Regions from separate parts of the Homo sapiens genome. Here region 1 is linked to region 2. Evidence: chromatin contacts called from ENCODE Hi-C or POLR2A ChIA-PET data. All regions are on one chromosome and are shown on one strand. Each heading gives the region's core, a stretch centred on a gene start or an enhancer-like site at or near the end of the contact. The rest is flanking DNA. Distances are from core to core; before and after follow the strand shown. Region 1 holds the start of ZNF44 (zinc finger protein 44). Region 2 holds the start of MBD3L1 (methyl-CpG binding domain protein 3 like 1).

The links. Hi-C counts contacts between places; a loop is a spot of excess contacts on that map. ChIA-PET counts read pairs that join two places held with the same protein, here RNA polymerase II (POLR2A). Pooled maps may share reads with other maps.
Region 1: a map of gastrocnemius medialis shows a loop between it and region 2 (7-fold over the local background). The contact joins the promoter of ZNF44 here to the promoter of MBD3L1 in region 2. A Hi-C loop is called at or near these places in 1 of 168 maps with a recorded cell type or tissue (gastrocnemius medialis) and 5 of 50 pooled maps. POLR2A ChIA-PET finds 5 or more read pairs at or near these places in 1 of 52 experiments (activated CD4-positive, alpha-beta T cell).

The regions. Positions count from the first base shown.
Region 1 is chr19:12,293,122-12,299,681 of GRCh38, forward strand. ZNF44 (zinc finger protein 44) reads right to left here and starts at 1,762. Exons shown (of 4, transcript NM_016264.4): 1 at 1,571-1,762. The coding sequence starts at 1,573. RefSeq lists a silencer at 1,317-1,546 and an enhancer at 2,097-2,146.
Region 2 is chr19:8,830,334-8,836,340 of GRCh38, forward strand. MBD3L1 (methyl-CpG binding domain protein 3 like 1) reads left to right here and starts at 2,044. Exons shown (of 3, transcript NM_001393532.1): 1 at 2,044-2,189. ZNF558 (zinc finger protein 558) reads right to left here and starts at 1,971. Exons shown (of 10, transcript NM_144693.3): 1 at 1,876-1,971; 2 at 985-1,068. RefSeq lists silencers at 1,751-2,020, 2,521-2,780.

The DNA.
Region 1 (6,560 bases), core at 512-3,011, 3.5 Mb after region 2:
GGCTTCCCAAAGTGCTGGGATTACAGGCGTGAGCCACCGCGCCCAGCCCAGGGGTTAGCTTTTTACAGGAATGATATACCAGAAGATTCCTCCCACCCCAGTGCATCCACCTGATCCTTTGGGAGGCCCCACTCCAACACCTCAGGCTGTCCTCTGGGAAGAGTGACCCAAGGGCCGATATCCACTAGGCCCTCCATGAGATTGGCAGCTTCCAGCATCTTAGGGTAGCCCCAGAAAGTTCCATAACACAGGGCCTGGAAAAGATACAGGGTGGGCTGAGGTCACATCACCCTGTAAAGGACATACTGAGAAGGCATCTGTGCCTAGGGGAGATAAAAGAGGCACAAAGGTTTGGTTTTTTTTACAGCAGTGTCAGGTGGTTATTCTCTTCTTCCTCACATGTGAAATGTTAAGGAAAACAAAATAAATCTGTTTAAAAAGAGCCATACATTGCTATCTGAAAACAAACGACAAAATTCTGTGTCTATTTGAAATATCGTCTTGCTGACAAAGGGTTCATAACGTTACTGGGAATTGAGGAGTGAAGTTAGCATATGGAAGGCTCTGGAAACCAAAAGATTTACTGTTAGCCCCAAGAGGAGTTAGGATGAAGGGACAGGTCTCAAAGACCCTGATGCCAATATCTTTGAAAGCCTCGGAGGAGAAATGGTCGCCCTTGGAAAGAAAGGACTGAAGAGCACAGAGACCACAGCTCCTCCCACACACAAACCCCACACACGAGTCTGGTTTGTGCCTAGTGACCCTCCCACCGTCACCGTGCAGCCTCCTCACCGGGCTCACAGGAACTGCGAGCCAGGCTGGAGGCGAGATTGCAGTTAGATATTAACCAGGTGCCCTCAGCCCCGCTGCTTCACAGGAAGCCGCCTCCCTGAGAGTCAGGTCACAGCAGACGCTGACCGCCGGCTTCCCCATTGGCCTGGGGATAAGATCTCTGAGAGTTGCTCAAGAGTCGTCTAAGTTCTTTCTCAGATCTTGAATTCCAGCGGAAAGGCTGGCGCCAAGCAGGCTGAAGACCCCACAAGGAAGCCCACTCAGCAGCAGAATGCGGTTTCTTCACCTCCAGTCCCAAGATTCACCCCTCACTTCTCCACCAACCAGCGACCCCACATCCCAACCACCCCCGTCCAGACCCCTAAACACCCCATCCTCAAACCTCTCACGGAGGCGGATCTAGGGTGTCCTCTCCTATTAAACCGTTTCTGCTGCAGCCCTCGGCGTCCGGGTGCAGTGACTTGGGCTGCGAACCTGTACTGGTTCCGCCGCACAATCTGGGGAGAAGCGGGGCTGAGGGCGCGGAGCTGCCCAGAGAGGGGCGCCGGGGCCGGGGCCGCAGTCGCAGCTCAGGGACGGGACAGGACGCCCGGGGTCCCGGCTGCCGGCCCAGCCCCACCCTGCGGCCAAACGGACCGAGGACCGAGGTGCGCAGGGGGCGCTCAGGTCCCAGACCCCAAAGACGCTGCGGCGAGGCCCGGGTCCCGCCACAGCCGGTTCCGACTGGTTCCGACCAGCCCTTCGCCCTGCCTCAGGACGCCGGGCCCCGCACACTCACCATTTCCCGGCTGTGCGGTGTCCCGGGTCCTCCCAACTCCCGTAGTCAGGGTAGGTCCCAGCGCGACAAAAGCCACCACAGATGTCCCAGGGCGTCTCTCAGTGACAGAATACGGAACAGAGGTCACCAGGGTGAAGAGGCCACTAGCTCCTGGAACGTCACACCCTCCTCTCTGCCTCGCGCCTGATTGACAATTCTCAGGAACCCGCCCACGACTTTGATTGGGTAGCCCTCCAGGTCCCGCCTCCTGGGCACTGAGTGACAGAAGAAGCGATCTCACAGTGCTGAGTGCAGCCGGATGAACAGGTTCCAGACCCGGCCCCTGGCAGGGCGGGCTTCCTCCCTGCGTTGTGACCCGACCCGTCCCGGGAAACGTTTGCCTTAAAGCGGAATTTCCTACCTGTACGCAGTGGGCCCTTTTTGCTTCTTCCTCCTGAACAATTGTGTGCAAGGAATCCCAGACTCACTGTCCAGTGGAGCCATCCCTTGGCCTCAGAGCAGGAGGGCAGCCGAGGCCACACAGGCCACACTGTAGCAGCGGGGGACAGGGGGTGGGTGGGTGGGGGGGTGGTGCTGATGTCCTCCAGGGACCAGGAATTTGGGATGAGGCTGTCGCCTGCAAGGTCAAGCCTTTCTTCCACTATAAGCGCTGGATGGGTTCTTTCTGCGCGCTACGCAAATAAAGACCACGGTATTGCAGTTAAAAAAAAAGTTTAATAAACACTAGGCCAGCTACGATACGTGAGAGACGGAGTTACTACTCAAATTATTCTCATCCAAGGTCCTCTGGTAGGGGTTTTTCAAGGGCAGTTTGGGAGAAAGGGTGGAGGTAGCTAGGCTTGCTACTGACTGGTTGGGGTGGGGATGAAATCACTGGGGATGGAATCTGTCCTCTTGGCAGTGCGTGGTGGCTCACCGCTGTAATCCCAATACTTTGGGAGGCCTAGGTGGGAGGATCGCTTGAGGCCAGTAGTTCAAGACCAGCCTGGACATAGAGTGAAACTCCGTCTCTATACTATAAGGGAGGAGACCACCCCTCATATTGTCTTATGCCCAATTTCTGCCTCCAAAGAAGAAGTAAAAACTAAAAGGCAGAAATGAAATCCACAGGCAGATAACCCGGCTTGTGCCCTGGGCTGGGTAGTTAAAAATCAACCTCTGACCTAACTGTGTTATCTATGATTCCAGACATTGTATGGAAAAGCACTGTGAAAATCCCTGTCCTGTTCTGTTCAGTTCTGGTTACCGGTGCATGCAGCCCCCAGTCACGTACCCACTGTTTGCTCCATCAATCACGACCCTCTCACGCGGACTCCTAGTTGTAAGCCCTTAAAAGGGACAAGAATTGCTCACTCGGGGAGCTCGGTTTTTGGAGACGTGAGTCCGCCGATGCTCCCAGCCCAGCTGAATAAAGCCCTTTCCTTCCACAACTCGGTGTCTGAGGGGTTCTTGTCTGCGGCTTGTACTGCTACATATTTAAAAAAGAAAAAAAGAGGCCGGGCCCGGTGGCTCACACCTGTAATCCCAGAACTTTGGGAGGCCCAGGCGGGCGGATCACCTGAGGTCGGGAGTTTGAGACCAGCCTGACCAACATGGAGAAAGCTCGTCTCTACTAAAAATACAAAATTAGCTGGGCGTGGTGGCACATGTCTGTAATCCCAGCTACCTGGGAGGCTAAGGCGGGAGAATCACTTGAACCCGGGAGGTGGAGGTTGCGGTGAGCTGAGATCGCGCCAAGCCGAGATCGTGCCTTTGCACTCCAGCCTGGGCAACAAGAGCGAAACTCCGTCTCAAAAAAAAACAAAAAAAAGACAAAAAAAAAAAAAACCTATCCTGTTATGCTGAATCACTTCTGGTTGGGGCCACAGGAGCAGAGTTGGCAGGTGCAGGTGGTGTCAGACATGCAAAAAAAAAACAAACAAACAAACAAAAACTGAAAATACGTCTACAAATGCTAATCTACAATAGTGGTGTTATCTGCAGAAATAGCTGGCAATCTATGTCTACACTTTAGCAGCATTCCGATTCCTTTCATCCCTCAGCCTGATGGCCATTCATTCGTTTTACAAAGGCAGTTGAGTTTTGGGGAAGGCTTATTATCATTTAAGCTATCTTCCAAAGTTAGCTGTGCCTAAGAGCCCAGGATTAAGGGAAAGAGAAGACAGAGGGTTGGCAGGGGCGGGGGGCGGGGCGGGGCAGAACGGGTGTTGGCTCAGATCTCTTCCACTGCCATAATTTTCTCACTGATATAATTTTTTTGCGATCTATTCATTTTCATCCCAGAAAATAAAAACACATCAACAATGAAATGAAATTGTTAAATGTGTGAAAAAACTGGAATTATAGGGCAGCATGGTTGTTTTTTTTTTGTTTTATTTTGTTGTTTTTGTTTTTGTTGTTGTTGTTTTTGAGATAGAGTCTCACTCTGTTGCCCAGGCTTGAGTGTAGTGGCGCGATCTCGGCCCACTGCAACCTCCGACTCCCAGGTTCAAGCGATTCTCCTGCCTCAGCCTCCCGAGTAGCTGAGACTACAGGTGCACACCACCATGCCCAGCTAATTTTTGTTTTTTTAGTAGAGATAGTGTTTCACCATGTTGGCCTGGCTGGTGTTGAACTCCTTACCTCAGGTTTATTTGCTTGCCTCTGCCTTCCAAAGTGCTGGGATTCCAGGCATGAGCCACCACACCTGGCCTGACAGCATGTATTCTATTAAAGGAATCAGAAGAGAAGAAAAGAAAAAATATCTCGTTCAGGGAAGTAAGCAGGAAACCCCCTTTCAGGAAGTTAAACAGATTCCCGAGCTTGAGAGCCAGACTCTTGACTCCTGAAATGGAGCCCCAGAGTGGATCAGCACCTGATGATGAGGGAGAGACATTGAAGGATTTAACTCTGGGAGCTCAACTTGCCCTCCTCTGCACAGTGTAGAAACACTCTTTCCTTCAAGACTTTAAATGTTAATGACTTAAAAGCTCCAATCGGAAGCCGAAACATTAGGGAATGAATTTGAAAACATGAGGGTTTCCCCATATTTCTATGAAGCAAAAGTAGAAAACCTAAAACCACCATGAACTGGAAGCTGGAACTAATGGCTAAAAAAGAAAGGAGTCAAACATCAGGTGTCATTCGATGAAATAAAATCTTTATTCAATTTGTAAAAATGGTAGTGTTTCCAGACAGGAAAAATGGGCATGTTTGGAAAATAAGGAAAAGAAATGATATCTGATTATAGCTAACAAATAAATGATACTCTTGCCTTCAAAAATCACACAAAGACACACACACACACACACACACACACAGAGAGAGAGAGAGAGAGAGAGAGAGAGAAAGAGAGATATCCTATCACCTAGCACTTTGGGAGGCCGAGGCAGGCGGATCACAAGTTCAGGAGTTGGAGATCAGCCTGGCCAGTATGGTGAAACTCCGTCTCTACTAAAAATACAAAAATTAGCTGGGCATGGTGGGGCGCGGTGGCTCACGCCTGTAATCCCAGCACTTTGGGAGGCCAAGGCGGGCAGATCACGAGGTCAGGAGATTGAGACCATCCTGGCCAACACGGGGAAACCCCATCTCTACTAAAAATACAAAAAAATTAGCCGGGCGTGGTGGCGGGCGCCTGTAGTCCCAGCTACTCGGGAGGCTGAGGCAGGAGAATGGCGTGAACCCAGGAAGCACAGCTTGCAGTGAGCTGAGATCATGCCACTGCACTCCAGCCTGGGTGACAGAGCGAGACTCCGTCTCAAAAAAAAAAAAAAAAAGAAATGCAGAGGATCAGGTCTTATCCATGACCTGCTTAATGAGAAGCTGGATTTGAAGGTCTGTAGTTTCCTGTGAAAGTTTGAGAAGTGCATCTGACAGTGATTAGTGATTCAGCCCAAAGGGTATTTCATACTCCTCACCGGTGAGATAATTGAATTCACAGAGTATCTGAGGTAGGGGAGATCCAGTGGGCTGTGAGGGGCTGGGGCTGGAACTGAAAGCAAAGACTGGCGAGACATCCCGAAGAAGACAATGTGGGCCGGGCGCGGTGGCTCACACCTGTAATCCCAGCACTTTGGAAGGCTGAGGTGGGTGGATCACAAGGTCAGGAGTTCGAGACCAGGCTGGCCAACATGGTGAAACCCCGTCTCTACTAAAAATACAAAAATTAGCTGGGCATGGTGGTGCGCACCTGTAGTCCCAGCTACTAGGGAGGCTGAGGCAGGAGAATCGCTTGTACCTGGGAGGTGGAGGTTGCACTCCAGCCTGGGTGACAGAGCGAGACTCCGTCTCAAAAAAAAAAAAAGAAAAGAAAAAAAAGAAGACAATGTGGATGAAAGCGAGGCCACTTTACCAACACTGGTATGGCCTGGCTCGCTGATCCTCACTATGGGAACGACCACTCATGATAACTGACCAGGAGTGTCTGTGGGCCATTGATCACCACACTCAGGCCCCAGAGCATGCGCACTCCAACCAATCCTCGCAACTTGGAATGAGAGAAAATAGGCACACAGAGAAGTGAGGAAATGGAGGCCCTGTTTGTTGAGCTGGGGAGGAATGGGATATGATGGAGGTGAAATGTTTCTGCTTTCCTTGAGGGCCAAAAGACATTATAGGCCATGTGAGACAGAGATGGGCCACACTGTTCAGTTTGGCAGGGATATTCAGTACCTGCCATACTGTCAGTGGAAAGTCACAACAAATACCAAAATGTCATCTTTCAAAGGATCCTTGCTTGCACAATTTTAAAACCAGGCCAGGGGTGGTGGCTCATGCCTGTAATCCCAGCACTTTGGGAGGCTGAGTCGGGTGGATCACCTGAGGTCAGGAGCTCCAGACCAGCCTGGCCAACGTGGTGAAACCCAGTCTCTACTAAAAGTACAAAAATTAGCTGGGCGTGGTGGCACACGCCTGAAGTCCCAGCTACTCAGGAGGCTGAGGCAGGAGAGTCGCTTGAACCTGGGAGGCAGAGGTTGCAGTGAGCCGAGATCATGCCACTGCACACAAG
Region 2 (6,007 bases), core at 794-3,293:
TAGCAGTGTGAAAAAGGACTAATACAGGAGGCAAGGTGCAGAGGACAATCTTTTTGGAAACCAGTTCCCTACCCTTCAATCTATAAGTTGTTGCTTAATATTCTTCCAAATGTTTTCAAATCTCATTAGGAAAAAAAAAATCCCATTACTCAAAACACATCTGGTCGCCGGTCAATTTAATTTTAAATTTGTTACTAATAAATCATCCTTTTTACAAATGCCCTTATATTTTGAAGTTTGGTGGAGGGCCAATATGCCTTTAGAAATCAAATCAACAGCTGGGTGCGGTGGCTCTTGCCTGTAATCCCAGCACTTTGGGAGGCTGAGGTGGGCGGACCACTTGAGGTCAGGAGTTAAAGACCAGCCTGGCCAACATGGCAAAAACCTGTCTCTACTAAAAATACAAACAAAATTAGCTGGGCGTGGTGGCACTTGCCTGTAGTCCCAGCTACTCAGGAAACTGAGGCAGGAGATTTGCTTGAGTCTGGGAGGTGGAGGTTGACATGAGCCAAGATCGCGCCACTGCACTCCAACCTGGCCAACAGAGTGAGACTTGGTCTCAAGAAAAAAAAAAAAAGTCAAATCAAACAGGCCTGAAAAATGTTGCTAAGTAGTCCTGCTAGTTGTTAGTGGGAAGACTTGTAACACTACATATACATGTAAATATTTTCTATACTTATATAAAATTCAGAAACTTTTAGCATTACGGCATACCAGAAAATCTGTCTTTAGCTACAGTTACACATCTTTACGTTATTTGTATGTTTGTTTTGTGGATACTTATTTGCATGTAACTGTATTTACTTATTTACACACATGTAACCATAAACACCTCTGTCTTTTTACCTTGAACTTTCCTTAAGATACCTTCACTCTTAGTGACTTCAATGTGGTTACAACCCCAGCACAGGAAAAGCCCACGAGGAGTTCTTCTACACAGCAGAGCCTGCTGAAACCTTGTTGTAGGTTCCACACTGTACTCACCTGGTCACCCAAAAACCCACAACAACAGGTGGACCTTGTGGCAGGCTTCAACACGAATCTGAGCTTGAATGATGCTTTTCTCATCTGAAAAAAAAAAAAAGACACAAAGATTTCTTTCGAGGCTTTGTATAGGTTGTACAGTTGTTGGATACGGCTGCCGGAAACACCATCCCATTCACTTTTTTTGGGTACTCAATGATTAAATGTGTAATAAGGGCCCAGCCTGTGGGCCATGACTGGCTTTACCTGATTCCCATCTGGCCATCTGCTCCGTAAGAGGGGAGAAAGCAGCTTAACGCTGTGTGCATTTGACTTGCTCAACTTACTACGCTGGAGAGAGATTCTATGGTGACTCCACAGGCTTTAAAAATATCTTGTCACTTAGAGGCCCTATTAAGTGACTAAACTGAATTTTTAACAATTTATGTAGTTTATTCAGAACTGCAGAGATTTTTTTTTTAAGGCCCTAGAGCAGGGTTTCCCAACCTGGCACTACTGATAATTCTTTGTTGTGGGGGACTGTCCTGTACAACGTAGGATCTTTAAGAGCAAGCAGCGTCCCTCTTCCCCGGCCTCCACCCTCTAGGTGACAGTAGCAGCCTCCCCTCCCCACAATTTGTGAAAACCACAGTCGTCTCCAGCTACAGCCAAAAGTCCCCTGGGGTGCGGAATCGCCCCGGGTGAGGGCGACTGGGGTTCCCTGAGGAGGCAACAGCGGCGCGGGGCCCCGACCCAGGAGCAAGCAGCAGCTTCGTGCTGACCTAAGCTCACAGCCCGAGGCCTCATGAACCGAAACACGGCTCCCTGGAGGGACGCAGGGCCCGTGGCTGGCGGTGTCCGCGGCCCACGTCGCCCCCTGGACTCGGACCCGAGCCCCCGCCAGTCGCTCACCGAGCCCGGCCCCTCCCGCGGGGCCAAAAGCGCCGACTCGCGGGGACGGAGGGACTCGCTCCCCGCTGCCCCACGCGCGGCCCCTCCCACGGTACCGCCCCGCGCTTCCGCTTCCGGTCTGGGGAGAGGTGCGCTGCACGTCCCCTTCCGGCTCGCGCGGGCAGCCTCGCAGAGTCGAGCGTGTTGGGGGTTCGGCGCTTAGGCGACAGGCGCGGCGGGCGGGAGCGGCGGCCGCGAACCCCAGCCTTGGGCAGAGGTGTTCTAGTTTGCTTAGTGGGCACAAAGTTGGGCCCTGGCCTGGGGCAGTAGCGGGGGTAAGGTTGGCCCTGGGGGCGGGGCCAGGCTGTGAGCCGCACGAGGCCTGGGGGCGGGGCTGGTTGTGGGCGGAGATCAGTTCCGGGGCGGGGCTGAAGGCGGGGAACCGGCTGAGGCCGTACCAGGCCTGGAGGGCGAGGCTGATTGGGCAGAGACCAGTTCCAGGGTCGGGGCTGTGGGTGGGGCCCAGTTCTCGGGGCGGATGGTATAAGGCTTCTAGAGCGGGGATGACTGAGCAGAGACCAGTTACAGGGGTGGAGACCTCCATTTCCGGGGCGGGGCTGAGCGGGAACCAGGCTGTGGTTGTGACAGCCCTGGAGGTTGGGGCTGGCTGTGGGCGGAGATAAGCTCCGGGCCGGGCGGAGGGCGGGGACTAGGCTGTGGGTGTACCGGTCTTGGAGGGCAGTGGTGATTGGCAGAGAGCAGTTCTAGGGGCGGAGCTATGGGGTGGCAGCAAGCCTGGGGGCGGGGCTGACTGTGGGCGGAGACCAGTTCTGGGGGCGGGACTGTGGGCTGCACCAGGCCTGGGGAGGGGGCAGTGGGTGGAGACCAGTTCCAGGGGCAGGGATCTGGGTATGAATAAAAGGGTGTATGATGTGGGTGGGTTGGGATAGGCCCAGGAGCCAGGATTGTGGGAGATCAGATTCAGGGGTAGGGCCTTCCTTGGATCCCTAGATTGTTGATACAGTTACTGCCCCATGTTCATACAACCCAATAGGATCAGATTATGTATGCACATTTGTCTATAACTTGCTTTCCCAAGGCAGAACATAGTGATTTAACACTAAGAGTTTAGGGGAGCAGGAGAGGACTGGGTCATAGATACACATATAGGAAAACTTAAGAATGGTACAAAGTCAGTCAAATATTCTCCCACCACGGTCTTTCAGTTCTTTTGCTCAGAGGCAAAAATAATTTTCTCCTCTATCTTTCCAGATATAGTGTGGACATGTATGTGTGTGTATGTGTGTATGCCGTAGTCATATTCATGGAATAAATGCTATTACCTCCCCCCCAACAAGTCTCTGTTTTATACACCATGGATATAGACTGAACAAAATAGGTAAACGTCCTTGCCCTCAGAGAACGTGCATTTTAGTTGTGAGTTGGGCAGGAGAAATGGACAGTGAATGTGATAAATAGAATACATGGTGGGTTGGTGCGTTAGATACCACTAAGTGCTGGTTGGACCTGGTGGCTTACGCTTGTAATCCCAACACTTTGGGAGGCCGAGGCAGGCAGATCACCTGAGGTCAGGAGTTCGAGACCAGCCTGCCAACATGGTGAAACCCCGTCTCTACTAAAAATACAAAATTAGCCGGGCGTGGTGGCGGATGCCTTGTAATCCCAGGTACTTGGGAGGCTGAGGCAGGAGAATAGCTTGAACTCGGGAGGTGGAGGTTGAAGTGAGCCGAGATTGCAGCCGGTGCACTCCAGCCCGGGTGACGAGCAAGACTCCATCTCAAAAAACAAAACAAAACAAAAACCAAAAACCATAAACAAAAAAAGATACTGGTAAGTGCAAAGGGAAAAAATTTTATGTAAGAGAGTGGTAACATTTAAAATCAGCCAGGAAGAAATACTTTCAATGAATGATATTGTTTCATGCACCCGTCCTTTCAGAAAAAAATAGTTAGATCTCTGCTTCCCAAAAATATCCATTTTCAGGTGGCTGAAGGAAGTTTAAGCAAAAATGAACAAGTTCAAAATTCAATATACTAGGAAAGTTCACTGTGGAAAGACTGTTCTCTTCAACAAATTGTGCTGGGACAACTAGATGCCAATATACAAAAGAATGAAATTGGGCTGGGCGTGGTGGCTCACGCCTGTAACCCCAGCACTTTGGGAGGCTGAGGCAGGCAGATCACGAGGTCAAGATATCGAGACCATCCTGGCTAACATGGTGAAACCCCGTCTCTACTAAAAATACCAAAATTAGCTGGGCGTGGTGGCGGGCGCCTATAGTCCCAGCTACTCGGGAGACTGAGGCAGAAGAATCGTTTGAACCCAGGAGGTGGAGATTGCAGTGAGCCGAGATCACCCCACTGCACTCCAGCCTGAGAACAGAGCGAGACTCCATCAAAAAAAAAAAACAAACCAAAACCAAAAAAAAACAAAAAAAAAACCAACCAACCAAGAAACAAACAAAAAACAGAGAATGAAATTGGACCTCTACTTCACACCATGTACAAAAGTGAGCTCAAAATAGATCATAGACCTAAAGGTAAGAGCTAAAACTATAAACTTCTTGGAAGAAAACATAGGTGTCAAACTTTGTGATCTTGGGTTAGGCAATTGTTTCTTAGATATGACATCAAAAACAGGTGGCGAAAGAAAAAATATATAAATTGGACTTAACATTAAAAAACATTGATGCTTCAAAGGACACCATCAAGAAAAAAGACAAACATGGACTGGGTGAAGACATTTACAAATGATTTATCTGATACATGACTTGTATTCAAAATATATAAAGGCTTGCGACTCAGCAATAAAAAGATACCCAATTAAAAGTGAACAAAGAGTTTTTTTTTTTTTTTCTTTTTGAGGTGGAGTCTCCTTCTGTCACCTAGGCTGGAGTGCTGTGGCACCATTTTGGCTCACTGCATCCTCTGCCTCCTGGATTCAAGCGATTCTCCTGCCTCAGCCTCCCAAGTAGCTGGGACCACAGGCGTTCACCACCACGCCTGGCTAATTTTTGTATTTTTAGCAGAGAGAGGGTTTTGCCATGTTGGCCAGGCTGGTCTTGAACTCCTGACCTCAAGTGATCTGCCCACCTTGGCCTCCCTAAGTGCTGGGATTACAGGTGTGAGCCACTGCACCCAGCCTGAAAAATGAACAAAGAGTTCGAATCGTCATTTCTACAAAGAAGATACACAAATGGCAAATATATACATGAAAAGATGCTCGGCCCCATTAATCATTAGGGAAGTTAATATCAAAACTTCAATAAAATACTACTTCACACCCATTGGGATAATTAAAATTAAAAAGATAGCCAATAACAAAGATTGGCAAAGACAAGGAGAAATTGGAATTCTTATACATTGCTGTCAGGATTGTAAAATGGTGCACCCACTTTGCAAAATAGTTTGGCAGTTCCTCAAAAAGTCATAGAGTTGCCACGTGACCCAGCAATTTTATTTCCAGTATATGCCCAAGAGAAATGAAAACATGTGTTCACATGACAGCTTGTACATGAATGTTCATAGCAGCATTATACATAATAGCCCAAAATTTTGTATGTCCCAAATATCAGTCAACTGATGAATGGATAAATAAAATGTGGTATATCCACACAACGGATTATTATTCATCCATTAAACAGAATACATATTCCATGGATGAACCTTGAAAACATTACGGTAAGTAAAAGAAGCCACTCATAAAAAACCCACATTTTGTATAATTCAATTTAAATAAAATTTCCAGAATAAGAAAATCCAAAGAGACAATAGATTAGTGGCAAATGTTGGGGAAAAGGGAAATGAGGGGAAGTGGGTAATGGTATGGATTTCATTTTAGATGAAAATAAGATTAGATAGTGGTGACGATTGCGCAACTGTGTGAATGTACTAAAAACCATTTTACACAAAAGTGTAAAAACTGTACACTTTAAAAGGTTGAATATTATGGTAGCTCAATAAAGTTTTTATTTAAAAAATGTAGAATTATACACATAAATTCTTCAGTTAGGCATAATAAGAGAATAAAAGTGGAAAAATAAAATACTACATAAATATGAGTGCTTCTTCCTCAAAATAATAGAAGAAAAGTGGAAAAAGTAAAATACTACAAAAATGTGAGTTCTTCTCTT